2 separate regions of the Homo sapiens genome follow, and region 2 is linked to region 1. Evidence: chromatin loops called from intact Hi-C (ENCODE). Cell type or tissue: heart right ventricle. All regions are shown on one strand.

The links. Hi-C counts contacts between places; a loop is a spot of excess contacts. Peaks named below come from ENCODE experiments on the same cell type or tissue, not always from the same donor. Only the 100,000 strongest peaks of a DNase experiment are listed, where the experiment ranks them.
Region 2: a loop joins it to region 1, with 2.4 times the contacts of the local background. A loop is called at or near these places in 6 of 110 quality-filtered maps.

Annotation. Positions count from the first base shown.
Region 1 is chr17:12,784,877-12,792,876 of GRCh38, forward strand. ARHGAP44 (Rho GTPase activating protein 44) reads left to right here and starts at 4,622. Exons shown (of 21, transcript NM_014859.6): 1 at 4,622-5,015. The coding sequence starts at 4,963. It overlaps ARHGAP44-AS1 (ARHGAP44 and MYOCD antisense RNA 1), which reads right to left and starts at 5,408. Exons shown (of 2, transcript NR_104607.1): 1 at 5,267-5,408. RefSeq lists a silencer at 4,549-4,898. In heart right ventricle, a CTCF peak has its summit at 4,756 (motif pointing left); a DNase peak (open chromatin) is centred at 4,695; H3K4me3 peaks cover 1,778 bases; H3K27ac peaks cover 868 bases.
Region 2 is chr17:12,970,564-12,978,563 of GRCh38, forward strand. It overlaps ARHGAP44 (Rho GTPase activating protein 44), which reads left to right. Exons shown (of 21, transcript NM_014859.6): 17 at 2,739-2,756; 18 at 3,526-3,747. Among named protein-coding and RNA genes, the nearest start is that of ELAC2, 43 kb to the right of the region's middle. RefSeq lists a silencer at 6,709-7,003. In heart right ventricle, no CTCF peak of the experiment used is centred here; no DNase peak of the experiment used is centred here; H3K4me3 peaks cover 1,008 bases.

The DNA.
Region 1 (8,000 bases):
GCCACCACGCCTGGCTGTGTAAGTACTTTCTATGATGTTTTTGCAACAACAAAATCACCTAATAATGTATTTCTCAGAACATATCCCTGTCATTAAGTGACACATGAGGTTATTCTGAATTCTGTTCTGTAGACCAGCCCTGTCCAATGGAGCTTTCTATGATGATGAAAATGTTATTTTACATTCTCTACTACGGCAGCCACTAGCCACATGTAGTTATTGGGCACTTGAAATGAAAAACTGAAATTTTTGTTTTATTTAACCTAATTTAAAATAATATTTAAGTAACCACATGTAGCTAATGATTCCCATGTTGGCCAGGTGGCTCTAGTGAATGCTTGCTCTCAGAGTAGAGGTTAAAACCATTCTAATTCAGGGGATTCTAAATGGAGTATCAGATTTCTAAGGGAACATATCTCAGACAAATAGTACTACAATGTTGCTGAAGCAAGTAAGAAGCCCATATATTGTTGACCAAAGCAAGTGACAAGGTCAAAGTCAAGGTCAACAGGAGCAGGGAAGTGTAATCTTCCCATAGGTCAAAGCTAGGTATATAAGACATAGAAATTTCTTTCTTCTTTTCTCCTCTTCTTTCCCCTTCCCACCGTCCTTCCTCACCTCCTCCTCTTCTTTTGCAAATACATTTAAATTTTATATTAAGTCTATTCTTCTAGGTGGCAAAAATTAAGTTTTAGGCAATTCCATCTCCATCTTGGCCAATGCTGCCTCCTCCTCCTGATCATCATCTTTGATCTCAATAGCTTTCACATCCAGCTGTTTCAGGTACATTTGTGTATCCTCACAGCACACATGCAGACACCAAATCATCGCACATGGCTTGGGTGCAGGGAGCTCTGGGGCTGCCACTAGCCTGTGGTATGGGTACCTGAGGCACTTCATATAGATGTCTTACTGGTCCTCTGTCTTAGAAGGCAGAGGATCTCCACAAGCTTGGCCATGCCTAGCCTTCACTCCAGGAGTGGTGTACAGCTTCTCCACTGTGCTCAGATGCCCCAAAACGATATGATATATCTGTCTTCAGTCTGCCTGCCCCCAACCTAATTGTTGACCATGGGTAAAAGCAAGGTGCATGCTACTTTCTCAGAGAAACCCACTGTAGCAGTCAGCTTAGACTCAATTATGTTACAGCAACAAACCTCTGATTTAAAACAGCAAAGATACCTTTTGCTGGGGGGCCACATCACTGTTCCACAGCATCCCCTAACTGGTTCATTGGCAGCGTTAAGAAGAAGAGGGCAGGATCACAAAATGACTCCTGAAACTTCTGCCCTCAGAAGAAGCGTAAAAGTCACCTCTGTGCATATTCATTGTTCAAAGAAAATCACATGACCGATCTTTACCTCAACAGTAAGGTAAAATAGAGTCCTTCCCATAGGGATTGGCAGTGAAATTTTTTGGGCATTAATAGTATCTGCACAAGCATCATCTACTTTTCTTCTCTCTTTCTCTCCCGCTTTCCAGTCCCCATCACCATCTTCAACATCTCACAGCCTGTAGGTTCTTTATTTAGACTAAGCAGGATGATATATGCTTTATAATCTACTATTTCTGACATAGACTATTAAAGCTCCAAAGCCTGTATTCTGGAAACTCAAAACTCTTTTCTTGAAGAACTCTATTCTGTCACATGTGTTTCTGAAGCTCTTGTTTCTGCACTATTATCCCTTCCCCGGGGTAGAAAGCAGAAAATGTACTAGCTGCTTCCTGAGTGAAGGAAGCATTCAAAGGAAGACAGAAAATCTGTGGAGAAGCCACCAGTTAATAAAACATTATTGGACCACACTCTGGCAGGGGAGGCTGCCAAAGGGATTTCCCTTTGGAACGGAAAAATCTTGGGATTGAAGGCAGGGGCTGGCATGATATTGGAGTTGGCTACCAGAGTTCTTGAGGATTAGTGCTAACAAGTAGAACTTTCTGAGAGGATAGTAATGTTCTTTATCTGTGCTGTCCAGTACAGTAGCCTTTAGCCACATGTGGCTCTTAAGTACTTCGAATGTGACTTGGGTGACCGAGGAACTAAATTCTGTTTTTATTTTATTTTATTTTTTATTAAACTTTAAGTTCTGGGATATGTGTGCAGAACGTGCAGGTTTGTTACATAGGTATACACGTGCCATGGTGGTTTGCTGCACCCATTAACCCATCATCTATATTAGGTATTTCTCCTAATGCTATCCCTCCCCTTGCCCCTACCCGCGACAGGCCCCGGTGTGTGATGTTCCCCTCCCTGTGTCCATGTTTTCTCTTTGTTCAACCCCCACTTATGAGTGAGAACATGCGGTGTTTGGTTTTCTGTTCCTGTGTTAGTTTGCTGAGAATGATGGTTTACAGCTTCATCCATGTCCCTGCAAAGGACATGAACTCATCCTTTTTAATGGCTGTATCCATGTCCCTGCAAAGGACATGAACTCACCCTTTTTTATGGCTGCATGGTATTCCATGGTGAAAATGTGCCACATTTTTTTTTATCCAGTCTATCATTGATGGGCATTAGGATTGTTTCCAAGTCTTTGCTATTGTGAACAGTGCCACAATAAACATACATGTGCATGTGTCTTTATAGCAGAATGATTTATAATCCTTTGGGTATATACCCAGTAATGGGATTGCTGGGTCAAATGGTATTTCTAGTTCTAGATCCTTGAAGAATTGCCACACTGTTTTCCACAATGGTTGAAGTAATTTACAATCCCACCAACAGTGCAAAAGTGAGGAACCAAATTTTGAACTTTAATTAACTTAAATTGCAACAACCACATGTGGCTAGGGGATACTATATTCAACAGTGCAGTTCTGGAAGTTACCAGAGATAGTGTTGCTAAAAGTCATACAGTGACCTTAATGTCTTACCGTTTATACACATAAAAAGCATGTTGTACTTTGCTTTTTAAAAAATCTCAAAATGGAAATAATTTCACTTAATATAGACATCATATTGACATTATAGGTACAGCATAGTTGGTTAAAAGCAAATAATGCCTTCATTTATTCACTGGCTGGAGTTGTCTGACCTAATAAGCAGAGGCTAAATTCACAATTAATTAAAGATTTCATGTTCATTCAGCCAAGACATGCCTCAAACCACTTTTTGTTCAGCTAGCCAGCAAGATACTTAGAGCCATATTTAGGACATCTTGCAACTATAATCAACATATGCAAAATATCCTATTTCAAAGAAGATCCTTCCTTTATAAGATTAGTAATTCTGTTGTATGAACAGGATTTTTCTCTATTATGCTAAATATAATCATTTTGTAGTAAATGAATACGGCAATGTACTATATGAAAATTTATATGTAATTTGATTATTGTAATTTAACAAATAGTTCTCTTACTGAAGATCAGGCAGCATATTTTTCTATTTAGGGATGAGGAAACAGAGGTTTGGAGAGGTTAAGCTGTTTTCCTAAGGTTATATAACAGGTATGTGGAATTCTGATGCAGGAACTCCTATCTGTTTAATCCAAAGTGCCTCACACCCAACAATACTGCTTTTACTTGATATATAATGATAAAACCTTGATATATAATGATAAAACCTAACTGCAATCACCAATCTTTTTCTTTTTTTTCTTTTCTTTTTTTTTTGTTTTTTGAGATGGAGTCTAGCTCTGTCACCCAGGCTGGCGTGCAATGGCGCGATCTCCACTCACTGCAACCTCCACCTCCCAGGTTCAAGCTATTCTCCTGCCTCAGCCTCCCAAGTAGCTGGGATTACAGGTGCCCGCCACCACGCCCAGCTAATTTTTGTATTTTTAGCAGAGACAGGGTTTCACTGTGTTGGCCAGGCTGGTGTCGAACTCCTGACCTCGTGATCCACCCTCCTTGGCCTCCCAAACTGTTGGGATTACAAGCGTGAGCCACCGCGCCCGGCTCACCTATCTTTTTCTAAGGATAGAGACCAAAGAAGCCACAACCCCTTCCAAGGAGTCAACTGACGCCAATGGGATGCTGTGGTGCAGGACACTTGGGGGGTGCTGCAGCTGATGCCCCTTGGTCTCCTGGTGGTGGAAGGGAAATGGGACTAGATACGAGATTGGCATCTAAGCCATACAAAAAAGCTGTCTCAGACAGGTTGGGCCAGTAAGCACAACGTCACTTATCTATATTGGCTTCTGGTTACCTAATGGGTTTGGTTTGGTAAAAATTAAGAATCAGACTTCTGGGATGCAAGCTATGCCTGTTCAAAATCTGCTGTCAGCCCCTGTGTTTCAAGCTTAACCTTGAACCTCATCATTAATCAGGTGACCTTAGACCGTTTTATCAGCCACGTATCTGCTAGCATAAATCTCCCTTCTGTGAATTCAGAACACTGATACCTCACATTCACTAAAAATACAATGAGAGACAGATGCTCACTTTCTTTATTTGCTGTTGTATTCTTGGTCCCACTTTGCCATTTTTAAAACAGGAAAACGTTTCCCTTACTCGAACGCTAAAGTGCAAAGCTGCTGGTGACGCTGCCTTCTCCCACCTCCGCACTCCACTGTCCTTGCAAACTTTGGACAGAGGAAAGGTGGGCACGGGGCGCGAAACTACAAGTCCCGGCATGCACGGCGTTCTCCGCACAGGCGCACGGGGACCGCCGGGCCAGCCGGCCAGCCAGCCTGCGGAGACTCCCGGGTCCCCGCGCCGGACTGGGACTGGGAGCAGGCAGCCCGGGCGGAGCGGGCCGGTGCCGAGGACGGCCCCAGGCATTGCTCTGCCCCGGGCATTGCGCGGCGCGCGTGAGGGGGATGCGGCAGGAGGCGGCGCGGCGGGAGGAGTAGGCGGCGGCGCCCTCGGGAGGGAGCTGCGCGCGGGCCAGACGGCGCCCGGAGGCTCCGCAGTGCCGCCGCCGTCGCCCGGGAGGCTCCGCGCGGGAGCCATGTAACCCTGCGGCGGGCTCCGGGCTGCTCCGTCCTTCCCCAGCTCCCGGGCTAGCGCGGCAGCGGGGCCACGATGAAGAAGCAGTTCAATCGCATGCGCCAGCTGGCCAACCAGACGGTGGGCAGGTAGGTCACCCGCGGGCACCGCTGTCGGTGCGCGCCCGCGAGGCTGCATCCGCAGGGGCGCGCAGGTGATGGAGCCCGCCCAGCCTCCAGTCCTCCTTGCCTCAGTCCTTTCCCCTGCACCAGCTCCCTCCAGGCGCCGCTCGCAGGCGCGACCCCTCCTCCCTAACTTCCCAGACCCCGGAGCTCTTCTCACTCGCCGCCTTCTGCTCCGGGCTCCGGTTGCCAAGCGCAAAGTGTGACGCATCCTTTACCTGCGTCCCCGGCTGCCCCTTCGCTTCGTCCTCCCTGCCTTTCCCCGGGACTCCCTTCTCCCTCTGGCCGCCTGTCTTCCTGGAAACAGGTGTTTGCTCTGATTGTGCTGGAGGCAGCCGAACCGCAGTCGGTCTCCGGAGATCTCTTCCCTCCCCTCCCCTGCGCCGAGTTCAGGGCTGCTCCCGGGTCCAGGGAAAGTGCTGGGCCTGGTCGGCCTGCCCCTCCCGCCGTGTTTGTTTTCAGGGACTATGACTGTACGAGATTCTGGATCACTTTCCTGGCCGGGTTTCTTAAGGCGTTTGGTGGGGGGAAAGGGTGAGGGGTGGGAGAGGAAGGAAGGTGCTGGTGGAATGGCGTTGCTGCCTGCTTGATGTTAGGACTGATTTCAGTGGAGGGAGGGAGGCTGCAAAAAGGAGGCCCAAGTCCTCGGGAAGATGAGATAAGCAGAGAATCGCAGCCAGGTAGGGGAGGGGGACAGAGGCCCCACAGTCAGAAGAGTCAGGCCCCGGGAAGCTGCAAGACCCCGCCTGCTGCCATCACGGTGAAAATGGGCTACATCTGGACTCCAGGAGCGGCTCTGCAGGGTGCCAACATCTATTAAGGTTACATAAAAATCCTGGTGGGTCGCTCCCAAGACTAGACATTCTTTGAACACAGGAGCGTTAGGTAGAAGGGATTTTTCCTGGAACCCCTACTCCTGGGGAGGGATTTCCGTTGCTGCTGTGGCAAAGGAATTCAGGTGTGCTGTTCTAAAGCAATCAGAAAGCAAAGAATCCAGCCTTGGGTGCAGTTCAAATGCAAGCTCAACACCTCGAGGGCTCTCCACTAGGTTTACGGAGAAACCGAATACCTTTCTTGGGTGGGAAGTGGAGCCTGAACTGGCATCTGGTAGGATGGGGGTGGGGACATCCCTGGGGAATAGGGGACATCTGAACTCCCGTCTGAGCATACTGCCCTAGTTACAGTGGGCATTTGAGGGCAGGGGATGCGGTGGCTTCTTATGCTTCCAGGGACTCCAGATGGTTTCCAAGTAACAATGTCTAAAATTGACTTGGATTCATTTTTCCTTCCCAAACACATGTGCTTTAACATGAGGGGGAATTTATGAATAGCAGAGTCAGATTAGCCCAGATTTCTGGCATGGTATTGCCACAGATATAGCCTCACGTGGACTGCCTTTTGATGTGTTGGATGCCGAGATAGTGTTTCCTGGTATTCGTTGTTTAGCAGATGACAGTCAAGCCGACCCGTCTTTAATGTCTTGGCTTCTTCGTCACCCTGCAGGCGGGCATTGGCCATCACCTCAGACCAGCCAAGTGACCAGGAGGCCCCTGACACTAGACTTGGGTTGCTGGTTTCTCTTGGTCTTGGGGTTTCAGTGCCGTGCTAGAATCTAAATGTTCAGAACATGTTTATGCCTCCTCCCTGGCCTTCCTGAAACACAATTCTTCTTTTTTTCAGGACCTGTTTTTAAATGGGGGAGATTTTTGCGCCATGGCATCATATCTTATTTTTCAGCCTCATCCATGGGGGGAATGCAAAATGGTGAGGGGAGGTTGGATTTCAGAAAAAGTGGTCTTAGGTATTGAGAGCACGTTCTTGGAAGTCCAAGCAGCTGGTTACCAAGAGGTTCTTTCCTCTTCTTTGTTGGGGCTCTGGTGGATGTTGGCCTATGGATGAATTCTGCCTTTCTCCGTTGGTAGCCATTGTGTTGTGCACTGGGCCAGGTGAGGGCCAGCCTGTATCGCTTTTGATGAAATCCAGAGCAAGCCTTTTAAAGCAAAAACCAGTTCATGTTACCTTGCTGCTGAAAAGCTTCCAGCGACATCTGATTGTGCTTAGCATCTCATATCTTGCCAGGGTTCTACAGGACCATCCTTGGTTGGCCTTTTTTCTTAACTCTTTTTCTCCCCATTCTCATCTCTTCACATTCATGGAGCTCTAGCCGTGTGGCCTTTCTTGCCCCAAACACACTGAGCTCATATCCACCTTGAGGATTTCGTTTTTACTGTTTTCCCATTTTTTTTGTTTTTTGCTTGGCTGAGAATGTGCTCCTTCCAAGTAGCTTTTTCTCATCATTTCAGTCTTGGTTCCAAGGCCTTCAAGAGGCCCTTCCTCCCCTATTTACCTCCAGCTCATCATTTTTTCATTTCTGGACAGCACTCATCACTGATTGAAACGCTTTTATTTTTTATTTTCTTGTCTGTCTGCTTCCAGCAGAATCTATTGATTGCTGTTGTATGCCTGTGTAGATAGTGCAATGCCGTTTAGACTACTGACTCTCAATCGGTGTTGATTGCCGAGATTAAAACGGTTTACCCCAGGGTCCGTGAGGGTCAGCGAGAGGGGCAGTATCTCCTCTATTATTGAGAATGTTTTGGGTCATGATCCTATGAGTATTGGAGTAAAAGAGCCCGCGGTTGCCTGTTAATTTCTTAAATCAGTAGAAGCACATAGGATTGGAATTTGGACTTTAGGTGTGCAGTTATAAAGCACTTGATTTTTATCCTTATATTTTTCTAAAGTTTTCCTCTTTCCGAGGGAGGACTAAGAGGACTTGAAAGTCCTTCCTCATGGCTCGCCTTCCCTAAGTTGCAGGTTCTGGAGTTCTGAATATAAAACTTAAAGTCATTTTAACAATGTAGGAGTTGCCCTACTTAAACATACTCTGCTGGGTTACTAGTACTTTCTCTCGAAGTGCTCACATCCAAGTCATATTAAGGGCGTCAGCGA
Region 2 (8,000 bases), 190 kb after region 1:
GATCTAAAAGCCAAATTGTTTTCAGTTTTCAGCAGAAGCCTGGGAAATCTTTGCCATCTAGATTGTCCTTAGGTATCCATGCAGGGATGTCTGCTGGAGTCAGATATGTTTTATTAATTCCACTTCTTTATTGCTCCTTTCTTAAGAAACAGCAGCAGTGCCTTGATTCCAGCTACTGTTTCTTTATGCAATAAAACAATGAACAGAAGCTTGTGAACTGCTGATATAACCTTCTAGTTGGATCCCCGATCTGTGAATAGATTCCCCTTCTTGGCAGCATACTGAGCAATTTTATTATTTCTGTCTTCAGGTTGAGTTTTATCTAGACATTTGAACATTTACATATACCATCTTGCTTTGGAAGGTAAATGCACTTTTAGGCTTCCAACAGCATTGCTGCTGCCGTTGTGATTGATTTACTGTGTAAAGATTTATATTACTGTTTGAAAATGTCAGTGAACATTTGATGTGAATTCACAGTGGAACATGTGATGCTCCCTCTTATGAGAAAGTCATTTCAGCTGGGAAAGTCGTGATTGCATATGGCACTGTAGCCTCTTTACAAGAGGAGAAGTAGCACGTTGAACCCATATTTCTCAGTTGCCGAAGTTTGCCAGTGTTATTTAGCAAGTCTCGCCCAGTACCTACCCCATGCCCAAGCTGACACCTTCCCTTGGTAAACCAGAAGATCACCAAGGAGGCTGGTGTCTGAGATTCCTGATGCTAGAAGGTACTGTTGGGGAAATAGAAGGCATCCCCCACCAGCTTTGGCCCAGACCTTCTCACCAGGTGGGAAAGCCTTTTTCAAGTAGAAGAGAAAGGGGCAAGGAAGAGAAGGTGGGGTAGGACTTAGATTTTTAGGACTCCTTGTGCTGGTCACCATGTGAAACATCTCACATGCCCGAAATCCTCACCAACCATTGCAACTAAGTGGTATCAGTTCCGTTCCCTAAGAGGAATGTTAAGCTCTTTGTTCTTTTCATCCTGATACATTCTGAAGCCTGCAGACCACAGTTCGATGATCTTCGGCAGCCCGCTGTAAATACCAGGGGATGTAACCAGACTGTGTCCCAGAGTTTCAAGTGGCCTCCAAAAGCATTTCTGGGTATCGTATAGGAAGTGTTTGTTTATTGGTAGAAGGTTCTCAGACCCCAGATGACTTTGGAAACTATTGGGTCCAGGAAAGAGACATCCCTCCCCTTTCCCTCCATCCCTGGTGCCTCCTTGAAGCCATCCAGCGGAGATGAGAAATACCAGCAATCGTACTAGACATGAGAAGGCCTCTGGTGATGGAAGGAAGGGGATCAGGAAGCCCTCCCATGCCAGTGTGTGCTTGGTTTCAGCATCACTCCCCATATTTCCTTAAAACAGCTAAATCCCACCATCCCACCTTCTGCAACCAAATCTCCATACTTGAACTTTTTCTGTTATTAAATCTTGCTGTACCTCTACAAGGTAAATATGACCTTTCTAGGTGAGCAGGATTTCATGGTGTAATAGTTTTGTGCTTCTGACTAGTGTAGGTGACCATTTGGCAGGGAGGAGGTGAAAGTGAGCACATCATAGTCCTCATACACCTATCTCTCTGTGCAGATACGTGATAGAGACAAATGCTGGTTGGGAGTATATGTTTTCTCCCTGAATGAATGAATGTTTCTCCCTTAATGCTAGAAATGTGAGCCCTTACCTTAGTCAATGAGTCAATGAAACCTTGGCTGAGATGACAGCAGCAGTACCTCCTAGACCAGAGGAAAGGGAACTAACCACCTGCTAGTCTATGTAACTTAGAAGTCAGTGGATAAGGCCAGGCGTGGTGGCTCACACCTGTAATCCCAGCACTTTGGGAGGCTGAGGCGAATGGATCACCTGAGGTCAGGAGTTTGAGACCAGCCTGGCCAAGATGGTTAAACCCTGTCTCTACTAAAAATACAAAAATTAGCTGGGTGTGGTGGCGGGTGCCTGTAATCCCAGCTACTCGGGAGGCTGAGGCAGGAGAATTGCTTGAACCCAGGAGGCAGAGGTTGCAGTGAGTGGAGATCGCACCATTGCACTCCAGCCTGGGTGACAAGAGCGAAACTCTGTCTCAAATAAATAAATAAATATTTTTTTTTTTTTTGAGACGGAGTCTCACTCTGTCACCCAGGCTGGAGTGCACCGTCGCAGTCTCGGCTCACTGCAAGCTCCACCTCCTGGGTTCATGCCATTCTCCTGCCTCAGCCTCCCGAATAGCTGGGACTACAGGTGCCTGCCACCACTCCCGGCTAATTTTTTGTATTTTTAGTAGAGATGGGGTTTCACCATGTTAGCCAGGATGGTCTCAATCTCCTGACCTCATGATCCACCAGCCTCGGCCTCCCAAAGTGCTGGGATTACAGATGTGAGCCATGGCGCCTGGTCATAAATAAGTAAAATGTTTTTTTAAAAAAAGAAGTGAGCAGATGACTACTTTTACCAGTTTCTTTCTTCCTTCTGCCTCTTTCTTCCCCATGCCACACCAATATCAACTCTTCAGCTGCTCTCTTTACCTGTGTGCATGGTAGGGTATGACTTACACTTACACAAATAGGAGAGTCACTTTAGAGAGACCAACTAAATTGTAATAATTTTATAGCACAATAAAAATCCCACCCCAAGACCCTGGACCATGGAGAGAGACCCCTTACAGAAAGACAACCTTTATGTCCAAAGGAAGGCCTAGATTTTTTGAAACTAATATCTGTATGTTTCTGTCCCTGCAGCCTTAGGAAAATCCAAAGGTATGGTATCCTCTGGTAGCTATGAGGCCATGCTCAGTCTCTTCAACTGAGCCACCTATGCATCGTAGTGAGTTCCACCAGAGGGTGAATGCGCCGCGTCTGGTTGCTTGGCCGACTTATTTGAAGCTGTGTGCCCATCATTAAAATAGAATCAGAGCCCAGAGGGACCATAGGCACAAGCAGCCCCTTCCCTGCTGTGTAGACAAGTGGGAGTGGCCTGCAGAGGTGTGCCTTGGCCAGGGTCCCAGCAGTGGTGGAGCTGGGGCTAGACTCCAAGTTACAAAAAGAAGGATTCATATTTAGATGTCTCCTGCTGTCAGTTCCACGCTCCCCCCTTCGCTGCCCCTCCCACCTCGTCTTGCACTTGGGAGGAGTGAGTGTCCCTGCCCCCCCAGTTAGGCCACACACCGCTGTGAGGAAGGCTGGCAGTTTACACCCAGGGAGCTTGCCGGGCCATCATCCTGAGCTGGCTTTGGCAGAGGGTTGAAGCACAGCTTGTGGCCGCCAGCGCTGCCGACTGTGCCCTGCTCCTTGCCTCAGTGAGGGGGCCGCTCTTGCCAGGACTGGGCTGCCCAGGGCTGTGTCTTGGCCGCCGGGAGCAGCCAGGGTGCTGGGAGCACAGCCCCCAATGCATCGCTTCCCGGGCCCCCGGGGTGCTAAAGCTGCGCTGCTCTTCTCCCAACGCGGACCTGCTTGAATGTGGGGGAGGGAGCCTGTCTCCTGTCATCTGTTACGCGTGGGTAAGCGGTGTCTTTGTGTCCCTCGCCAGCATGGGTGTGAGGGTCATGGACACAAACTGGGTGGCTCGAAGAGGCTCCTCGGCCGGTCGGAAAGTGTCCTGCGCCCCGCCCTCCATGCAGCCTCCCGCCCCGCCCGCCGAGCTGGCTGCGCCCCTGCCTTCGCCGCTGCCGGAGCAGCCCCTGGACAGCCCCGCGGCCCCCGCGCTCTCTCCATCCGGCCTGGGCCTCCAGCCTGGGCCCGAGCGCACCAGGTAAGCGCGGGCCACTGCCGTCCGGGCGGGCTGGTGTGCGGTGCAGGGGGTGTCTGGGTTGGCCGCACTGGAGGCCTCTTGGATTTCGTCGTTTCCCATGCCCCCGCCCCCATTTCTAAGCATTCATATTTGGCTTCTGCGTCGCGCTGGCACCAAGTCAGTCATCCACAGCTGCCTGGATTATCACACGAAGTCCAGTCTTCCCCAGCATAACATCGCAAGCAAGCAGAAGGTGGCAGCTTGCGAAGGCAGGGTGAAGAGTCTTAGGTTCCCCAACTCTGTTTTCCCCTTCCTCTGTCTTTGTCGTTACAGTGGCCCCCCATATCCGTGGGAGATACATGCCAAGACCCCCAGCGCATATCTGAAACAGCTGATAGTCCCAAGCCCTATATATACTGTTATTTTTTCTTATACACACATACCTGTGATAAAGTTTTAATTTATAAATTAGGCACAGTAGGACATAAGCAATAACTGGTAATAAAATAGAAGAATTATAAGCATATGCTGTAATAAAATTATGTGAATGTGGTGTCTCTCAATTTTTTTTTTTTTTCGAGATGGAGTCTCGGTTGGTCGCCCAGGCTGGAGTGCAGAGGCGCGATCTCGACTCACTGCAACCTCCGCCTTACAGGCTCAAGCGATTCTCCTGCCTCAGCCTCCCAAGTAGCTGGGATTACAGGCATGTGCCACCATGCTTGGCTAATTTTTGTATTTTTAGTAGAGATGGGGTTTCACTATGCTGGCCAGGCTGGTCTCAAACTCCTGACTTTAAGTGATCCACCCGCCTCGGCCTCCCAAACTGCTGGGATTACAGGCCTGAGCCACCATGCCTAGCCTGAAAATATTTTATTGAACTGTACGCACCTATTTGGACCACAGTTGACCACAGGTAACTGAAACTACAGAAAGTAAAACCACGGATAAGGGGGACTACTGTATCCTATTTTGAAGTTTACAATTTCTGTGTTTCTCCTTCTCTTTATAGTCATAGCAGCCACTTTTTTTTTTCTTTTGATGCCGCTAAAATGGGTGCAAGTCAGGGAATGAATGGAGGTGGCGGTTGTACTGGGCCTGATGACCTTTGCAGCTTGCCACATGGTTGAATTGCCATTATTTTAGGGGAAGGAAAAAGACAGGAATTCATTCCATGGGTAGCTTGATGAATATTAACTGATAACTTTCTCTTTTTAAAGATAAAAAGATGGCCGGGCACGGTGGCTCACGCCTGTAATCCCAGCACTTTGGGAGGCCGAGGCGGGTGGATCACGAGGTCAGGAGATCGAGACCATCCTGGCTAACACGGTGAAACCCCACCTCTACTAAAAATACAAAAAATTAGCTGGGCGTGGTGGCGGGCGCCTGTAGTCCCAGCTACTGGGGAGGCTGAGGCAGGAGAATGGCGTGAACCCAGGAGGCGGAGCTTGCAGTGAGCCCGGATCGCGCCACTGCACTCCAGCCTGGGTGACAGCGTGACTCCGTCTCAAAAAAAAAAAAAAAAAAAAAAGAAAAAAAGACATGATTGCTGCCCTTAAAAAGTTCACGTTCCAGTGAGCAAACAGGCCCTGACAAATAATGACAGCACTTGGTTATGCATACCCAGGGTGGCAGGGGAGGAGACAGTACCTGGCCCTTCCTTGAAAGGGGCATGATCAGGGGAGGCAGATTCTGGATGTGAGAATTGCACCATGAAACAGCTTTGCTGTTTGTTTCTATCTTTTCTCAAACAGCAATTTAGAACACCAGAAAAGCAATATGAAATCACATGCCACCGTGTCTCCTGTTAGAAGACATGGCATTCCTCCATGACCACTGCCAGAAAAGTTTTGGAGACTTTGGGAAGCTGAATCTTCTAACCCAAATCTTTCTCCAAACACACATGCATACACATGGACACTCATCCTCACACACCATCACCACCAGCACACAAACACACACCCACACCCACACCAACCCCCTACATGAGAGGCTTCCAGGCTTTTTTGTTTTATTTTGTTTAATGAGTAAAAAGTATTTTCACGGCCGGGCACGGTGGCTCACACCTGTAATCCCAGCACTTTGGGAGGCTGAGGCGGGCGGATCACCTGAGGTCAGGAGCTCGTGACCAGCCTGGCCAACATGGTGAAACCCCATCTCTACTAAAAATACAAAAATTAGCTGGGTGCAGTGGTATATGTCTATAGTCCCAGCTACTCAGGAGGCTGAGGCAGGAGAATCGCTTGAACCCAGGAGGCGGAGGTTGCAGTGAGCCGAGATGGTGCCACTGCACTCCAACCTGGGTGACAGAGCGAGACTCTGTGTCAAAAAAAAAAAAAAAAAAAAGTATTTTCACTGTAAAACCAGGAAATGACAAAGGGACAGGGGGTTAGATAGTCTTAGAGCATAGGAGGGGGCACCTGACCCTGGGCATGCTGGGTTGCTGTTGATGACTTCAACTCAGAGGATGCTCGGTCCTGGCTGTGTAATTGCTAGGCCACAGATGGACCTGAGAGATGCAGATGCGGGCACAGTGAGTTCATTGGAGAAGCAGAGTCTGAGAGTGGTGGGCCAGGTGAGGCCGACCAGGAGGAAACGGACCCACAGGCGGGAGATGGGCTGGGACTGCTTCCTTTTTGGACACTCCTCAGCTTCATCCTAGTTTCCCATCTTAGAAAGGGGACTCAGTGCCATATGGTATTTGGCATATAAATGATATTTCTAAAAAGTGCTCCTTGAAGATGGATTCCCCCAGGCTCTGAAGGCATTCCAGGAACATTCTCGGTGGGTGACCTTGCAGAGTTACTTGTGGGCAGGCAATGGCACCCTCTGGTTTCGATTATTTTAAAGCCAACTCACATTGCTCTATAGCCAAATGTCTTTCCCCTTTGCCCGGGCTGACCGGTTTAGTAACTTTTCTTTGGATGTTAGTGTTTTGTGTTTTACACCACTTTTTGTTCTCTCCCCGCATGGGTTTCTCCCAGTACAAACAGGTGTTCCATTGTTTTTGTTTGTGTTGTTTGTTTCTGTTTCCTGGATGTTTGCAGCCCAGATGATGTTCCCTCGAGTGGCCGGATTCTCGTTCTGGCTCCCCCTCCCCTGATGGCAGGCCCTTCCTTGCCTCTGACTGGTTCCCACCTTCCCACTCCCTACCCCAGGCCCCACCTTCAGTTCTTTCCCTGGCTCTGTCCAGCCAGGCTCTGCCTCCACATCCCGCCCAACTGCTTAGCATGAATGCTAACCCCAAAATTCTCCTTCCTGCTTCTTGGCACCAAGGTCATGGGCTGAGTCATGCATCTTCAGAGCTAACTTGTCCTCAAACGTGCCTTAAACATGCCTTGTTCAGGTAGCGCCCCTAGTAGCCGCCCTACGCCCCACCTCTCCCCACTGGGTCAGCTGCACCTATGCTGGAGAAAGAGGACAAGGCTAAGTGGGTAAATACTTGTTTCTGTGCTGGAGGAAGTGTGTCCGGGCCGGGCGTGGTAGCTCACGCCTGCAATCCCAGCACTTTGGGTGGCCGAGGGGGGTGGATCCTGAGGTCAGGAGATCGAGGCCATCCTGGCCAACATGGTGAAACCCCGTCTGTACTATAAATACAAAAATTAGCTGGGTGTGGTGGCACATGCCTTTAATCCTAGCTACTTGGGAGGCTGAGGAAGGAGAATCGCTTGAACCTGGGAGGCAGAGATGACAGTGAGCTGAGATCATGGCACTATACTCCAGCTGGGCAACAGAGCAAGACTCCATCTCAAAAAAAAAAAAAAAAAAAAGTGTGTTTCGTGGCAGGGAACAGAAGGAAGAGCTCATTCCTAGATTCCTTGGATAGATGTGTGTCCAAAGGAAGGAAGAAGAGTCTACCCACCCACAAGAAGCAATTTTTTAGTTTGCTGATTATGAGATGTTTTTGATTGGTTGACTGGCCTTCCTCTTGATAGTGGCAGAGATAGATGGAAGGGTAGGTAGATATTTGGCATTGATGCCCGGGTACCTGGTAACCTGCAGCCTGAGGTCCTTGTCCAGCCTGAGTGAGGCAAGGGTTTTCTGTTTCTGTTTTTCATGAACAGAATAGAGAAAGGAATTACTGCTCTTTTGGTTCCTCTGAATAAAATGGTTTTTGCCCCTTGGGGAACTAGGTATAGTGTGTAAGACTCATCCCAAGTGGGAGAGAATGTGCCTCCACATTGAATGTGATCTTCCTTTTATTTCTTTGCATGAGGAAAATGACCTGTGCTTTGACGCTATGGGCTTCCCCGGCCCAGCTCCCTGCTCCCAGTCTT